Regions from separate parts of the Homo sapiens genome. Here region 2 is linked to region 1. Evidence: chromatin contacts called from ENCODE Hi-C or POLR2A ChIA-PET data. All regions are on one chromosome and are shown on one strand. Each heading gives the region's core, a stretch centred on a gene start or an enhancer-like site at or near the end of the contact. The rest is flanking DNA. Distances are from core to core; before and after follow the strand shown.

What was found. A loop is a pair of places that touch in the nucleus more often than their neighbours do. ChIA-PET counts read pairs that join two places held with the same protein, here RNA polymerase II (POLR2A). Pooled maps may share reads with other maps.
Region 2: a map of gastrocnemius medialis shows a loop between it and region 1 (4-fold over the local background). The contact joins the promoter of LINC01487 here to the promoter of DHX36 in region 1. A Hi-C loop is called at or near these places in 1 of 168 maps with a recorded cell type or tissue (gastrocnemius medialis) and 1 of 50 pooled maps. POLR2A ChIA-PET finds 5 or more read pairs at or near these places in 1 of 52 experiments (WTC11).

The regions. Positions count from the first base shown.
Region 1 is chr3:154,322,751-154,325,852 of GRCh38, forward strand. DHX36 (DEAH-box helicase 36) reads right to left here and starts at 1,737. Exons shown (of 25, transcript NM_020865.3): 1 at 1,424-1,737. The coding sequence starts at 1,666. RefSeq lists an enhancer at 1,630-1,924.
Region 2 is chr3:155,239,293-155,242,517 of GRCh38, forward strand. It overlaps LINC01487 (long intergenic non-protein coding RNA 1487), which reads left to right and starts at 1,653. Exons shown (of 3, transcript NR_125399.1): 1 at 1,653-1,686; 2 at 2,186-2,333.

The sequences.
Region 1 (3,102 bases), core at 487-2,986:
GACTGTAAGCTCTTTGAATACCACATTTCTTCAAGTCCCTGGAGCAATATGCATAAAACCTTGTTTCAAACAGAGCCTTAATAAATAAAAGTTGTAAAGTTACTTAGACGTCCGTATCCTGATTTTCAAGCCAGTATGCCCAACGAAAAAGTTAATTTGGGGCTGTAAAAGAAATGGATTTGTTTTTTAAAGAAAAGTTTAAATTATGAAGATAAATGGATAAGGCCCCCAAAACACCTGAATGAACATGACATGGTTAAAAGAAATAAAAAGAAATGGAACGGTTTAAAAATAGTAGTCTAGGCCTGGCGTGGTGGCTCACGCCTGTAATCCCAGCACTTTGGGAGGCCGAGTTGGGTGGATCACCTGAGGTCAGGAGTTCGAGACCAACCTGGCCAACATGGTGAAACCCCGTCTCTACTAAAAATACAAAAATTAGCCGGAGGTGGTGGCGGACGCCTGTAATCCCAGCTACTCGGGAGGCTGAAGCAGGAGAATCGCTTGAACTTGGGAGGCGGAGGTTGCAGTGAGCTAAGATCGTGCCACTGCACTCCAGCCTGGGCGACAGAGTGAGACCCTGTCTTAAAAAAAAAAAAAGTTGCCTAAATGATGATCTAATTACACTCTATAATACATTTTATAAGGTGCTTTTAAAAAGTCACCAAAGGCCTATACTAAGAAAGTTCCTGCTTAATGATAAAAATTATTTTTTATTAGAATTTTATTTACTAGTCACTCGGAGAACTTTGTTTCCCTTACTACAGATCTTTAAGACACAAATCAACCTGACAATCACCTGAAGAGAGGAGAGTAAGCCAAATCATCTCTGGAGATTCCTTTCATTTTCCTTTTCAAAGAGAATCTGCTCATCAATAGAAATTTCTCCACCCCAACATAAAAAACAAAAACCTAGGTTTGCAGATAATTTTAACACTAATAATAAAAGCTGGACTATTTTTCTGAATGATCCACATCCAAAACAGTGTCTGCCTGCTTTTGTTCCGCGCAAACCTATCTCAAATGTAGAAAGGTCGCTATGTGCTTCTTCACCAGGCAAAGACCTTAAAGTGACAATTATTATTCTAAGGGAAAGGACGGCCAGAGATACGACAACGACACTCCTAATAAAGTTAATTTCGGTTGGAACGTGAACTTAACATTTGCTTTGTCACAGTTCTCAAGTCCTTTAAGCAAAGTATATATTCAGCCTGCATAAATCCTGCCTGTTTTTGGTCAGATGAGCATGGCTAATGTTACGCAGTACACCCGCTACGGGGAGCGCCAGCATAATATATTTGCGCCTCATTTACATTTCACAAAACACGTGCATCACTTAAGAAACAAAACCAAGAAAAAGGGGGCAGCGGGAGAGAGAAGAAAACCTGTGCTGCCTCATCCTCTCCACTACTGAATCCGAGATTACCTCTTGCCTCTCCGCTTCCTTGTTCTTCTGCCCCTGTTTTTTCGCGTACCACATGCCGATTTCGCGGCCTTTCAGGTGCCCGGGATGCCGGCCCCTGCCGCCTCGACCACCCCCTCCGCCGCCGCCGCCTCCTCCGGAGCCTCGGTTACCTCCATGACCCCCTGCTGGCCCCCCTCCATAGCCCCCACCGGAGCTGCGGGGACCCCCATCACGGCCCCAGTTCTGATGGTAGTCATAACTCATTGTCCTGGCAGACTACAACCCGTCAGAACCAGCAACCGCTGGAAATGGCGTCCGGGCCCGGAAGCCACTGTGCGCCCACTTCCGTTTTGCTTCCGTAGCACCGCACAAGAGGGCGGGCCATTTAGCGTCACAAGCAGTGGTTTCTGGTGACGTCACGGGAGGACGACCCCGGTGGTCTGGAGGGTGGCAGGGATCAGGTTCTGTCTGAGCCCCCGAGTTGTTTATCTTTGTACCTCTGGAGCAACAGCCAGCCAAAGGCTCGTAGATTTTCTTTCCCTAGGCCCAGCAAGTGAGCCAATAGCTTTTGGTTTTTACTTTCTTATTCCTGGTAAATCCGCAGTTTTTTTGCACTTAGGTCCTAGGGTAGTAAACGTTGATTGAAACAAAAGAACCCTTGGATCAATTCGCCGTCTTCTAAAGAAAAGTCTCTAAAAAATGAGTTCTTCTAGTCTTGAAAACAGCCTGACAACTATTCAAATATGTAATTTAAAATCCCCTTACCTCCTTGAAAGTGTTGTCACTATTTAGTACGTTTATCCAATAGTGTTAAGATGAGCGTGTCTACCCAAATTCGGTGCAGAGCTCTTAGGCAATGTAAATAAACTACTTTGAAGATTCATGTGTTCATATGAAGCCACATACTGTTTATTAACCAGCACACTGAGTGTTTTGTACAAGCTGTTCTTGAATAATCAAGTAATTGGGCCACACAGGCTTGGATGTACACCAGGAGATATCCAGCTCATGTTACAGTTAACTGATGTAAAGGTGCTGGGAATACTCACTGAACAAAGCAAGTATGGCATGAGCTTTTATTTGCCTACAGTCTTAAGGGAAAGACAAAGGCTATCTTTGTGCAGTGAATTAAGAAAGGGAAATGCTGTATGCCAGGAAGGGGTCTACAATACACCATTGTGGCCTAAAAATTATTTTGAGCAAAGACATTTGAGTTTCTGAAATCTACCTGTCTAAATGCAGAACCACACGGAGGAATTCAAATCAAGCTCCTCCCTGGGAGGGAAACCCAGGAAGACTGACTCTTATCACTGGAGGTTAGAAGCTGGCAACACACTTGAATAGACATTGTCACAAAGCTATCATATCTGGCATCTGTTTTAAGGTGTCATTTATTTTTACTAAAAGTCATTTGTTTTTTCCATACGTGCTGTTTTCCCCTTTCCTTCCCTTTATAAGATGGTAGATAAGTCAGAACTCTACCTCCCTGAATCACCTTTTTCTGTGAACTCTATTATGTATGTGGTTAAGTCTGTCTTTTCTTTTGCTAATCTGTTTTGTCACTTTAAGTCTGGGGCCTGCAAACACTGAATCTAAGAAAGTAGACAAAAAGTATTTCCTCCCTAAGAGCCAAGAGATACTACAGCAAAAGAATTTAATTTTGGAGTTAGGTGAGTTATGCAACAACTTTTGAGATAAGT
Region 2 (3,225 bases), core at 403-2,902, 920 kb after region 1:
CTGAGATGCATACTCTAACTTTTAGGGGCTGGTATCAGGCCCCTGGCTTTGTTCTGTGACCCCCTCAAGGTTAGGATCCTGCTGCCCTGGAGAGGCCAAGGTGTTCCCAGACTGCTGGTCACAACACTCCAATAGGTGGTGCCATCCAAAGCACTTTTTTGGGCACTGGCAGCAAGATCCATCCTCATTCTAATGTGCCATCAGCAGTGACAGCACACTGGTGTACATGCTCATAGACTGAGGCAGGGCACTGATTGCCACAGAGGTGCTGGCCTCTGTGTGGGCATTCACAGTGGTGGTAGTGGTGGTGGCATGGCAAGGGGTACAGGAGCTACCAGCATCTATGTGGCCAGCAGCAGTGTCAGTGTGGAGGTGGGGCTTTGGCAGGCACAGGGCTGATGTTCTCTGTGCATGCAATTGCACCAGCAGCAATGGCAGCTCAGGACAGGAAATAGGGCTGCTGGTCTCCTTTTGTGCATTCCCCATTGACAATGGTGTCACGGTAGGAGGGTAGGGTCCATTCATGGCAGCAGCAGTGGCATGCTGGAGTGCACATGCACACATGCGCCAGCGGGGAAGAGGAGGCAAAGTATGCATTCCCCCCAATCAAGTAATGTGGGGGTTAGCTGTGGGCGAGTGCATGCCAGCAAAATGCATGGGGGAGGCTGTGGTATGGGGGAGATGGGTGGGCTAGCACAGGTCAGCAGGGCCTGTTCTGCTGGAGATCTCCAATGGTCAGGCATGGTCTGCCAGTGCAGGAGCTATGATGCAGTTCCCTCAGAGGCACCCTGGCTGGGCATCCAAGGCTGCAGTACAAGCAGGTGCACCCAGGCTGGGGCCCCGGAAGAGGCCAGCAGACAGGGGTGCACTTAGGTCAGATTGGCCCCATTCCATGGGCATGATCATCCTGCTATATTCTGATCCAACAGTTCATGTAAGGCTAAAGTATCCTAGGGAAGCAAGGCAACCCTTGAGGGATAGGTGCTTCTGGCCATGATCTGCTGTAGACATTGCTTCACAAAACCCTCTGAGCTCCATACCGGCTGGAATTCTGCTCCTACTACCTCTCTAAGCAGCTCTCCCTGCCAACTCAAGTGTCCATGAGGGATGTGGGGTCTCCTGCTGCCAGATTTCCAGAGGTCCATGGTGAGAGCAGGTTGCTCCTTGCCTGCTCAACTCACCCTTTCCCCAGGAGTTATTGGGGGCCAGGAATGAGTCCCCATGTGTGGGAGCCCAGTCTAGTGTTCCCAGCCTCCTTGCCCTTCAGCCCAGCATCTGTGTTCTCCCTCCATTTATTTTCAATGCCTTCTCTGAAGATCTGTTTGGAATGCACCAGTCCTCTGGATTTCCTGGTCCCTTGGTGGCAGATGTTCTTTCCCACTGTGTCTAGTCAGCCATCTTGCCTCCCTCACATTTCCATGGTCAGAAGCTTAACCAGATCTTCTGATCAATGTCCCAAAGGCTGTAATCAACATCTGAGGTACGAAGGTCTTCTTCCAAGCTCACCTGGGCTGGGCTGTCTGCTCCCCATTTCAATGCTAGGTGCCACAGGCTCAGGGCCTCTTGGGCTCTGGGAGGAGACGCAGTGGAAGACAAGGCCATTATGAGGTCACACCAGAGTCGCCTAGCACTGTTGCCACCTCATGGTCTCCAGCATCCAAGGAGAGTGTGGGCAGCTGGAGCCAGGTCCTCCTCCTCCTCCTTCTCCTCTTCTTCCTCCTTCGTTTCTTCCTTTCCTCCTCCACCTGCCTATTGCAGAGCAGCAGAAAGCAAAGGAGCTAGAAAAGGGTGAAATCAATTCTTTTTCTGTAACCTTTTTGCTTTGCTTTTATTAAGTTCTTAAGGCTTTTGGTCTTGAGTCCTAGATAAGATGCAAATAATTCTGAAGGGATCATAACTTTTAATATTATCAGTGGATATTTAAGAAAAAAATAAAACCATAAGATAGACTGATAGATAGTAGAGAATAAAAAGAAGATTCAGGAGAGGCCATGGGGAGGCAAAGGAAGAGAAAGGAGTGGAGAGTGTGCATGAGTGTGTGTGAGTGTGTGTGTGTATGAGTGCATGTGAGAGAGAGAGGGTGGGGGAGGGAGGGAGAGAGAGAGTGAGAGAGGGAGAAAGAGTGGAAATTCTAGAAAGAAATTGCCTCTTCTTCTGTTCAACTACTTCACTGTTTTGTCAAAAGTTAGCACTGCCTCTAAGGTCTCCTGCAACTCACCCACCCACCCCTCTTACTCCATGGTATTCAACTTCTAAACTAAGAGGAAAGCCCGAGCTAGAGGTCCTATGCATCAATCAGGGAAGAGATATTGAGAAGAATAAACAGAGAAACTGTAAGTGCCTGAACACTACATAAGGACAATGAATAATTGCTTGGTTCTAAGACGGGCCTGGCCTGAACAGATCAGGCCACAGTTAGCCTGTTCCCAGGACACTTGGCGGTCATTAGTCCCAGAAAAGGAATCATTGCATTTGATCCTATGAGAAGCCAAGCATGCTTTCCTGATGAAACAGCATGCCAGCAGATTAGGATATTGCTCTGAGGCAAAAGGGAACATATGGAAACTATCCTGAGAAGGATATAAAGTAATAATTACCCGACAGATTGACCCAGACAACGTAATCATTGTGGGGCCAATGTAGAAAAAGAGCATTTTATTAATATAATTTTTCTTTTTCTTTAACACAGCTAGTCATTCTTTTCAAATTATGCTGCATGGGTCCAACAAAAAGCAGCAGAAGAAATATTTGCTTTTGATTAAATGCATTGTTGGTTTCCTTAGAAAACGAAATTATCTGCAAAACATAATACATTTTAGTTGATTTACAGAAATTACCTCAAAAATGAAGCTCAAGAGAATTTCACACCAGGAATCTCAACTTTTTAAAGAAGAAAGAATAGACAAGAGTTGAAAAATCTTCTCCATAGTATCGTATGTCTGGAAAAACTTAGCACTTTTAAGAAAAAATGGCATGAATAAAACAATGGTATTAGTACTCCTTTTTTGGAAAAACATATTCACATGTATGATTTGGAGAGAACATTTGCTTTTGTCAAATGTGTCAGAGCCCTTCATTGGGTGCACTGATACTACTCATCTCAGCCTTCATGGCAGAATGATTTCTAGTAGAATCATGCCTATGCCAACCAACATTAAGGAGTTATGTGAGTTCCCTTAACATTAGCATATTTCTCTCCCTTAGGAAAGGGTATAGATGAGAGTG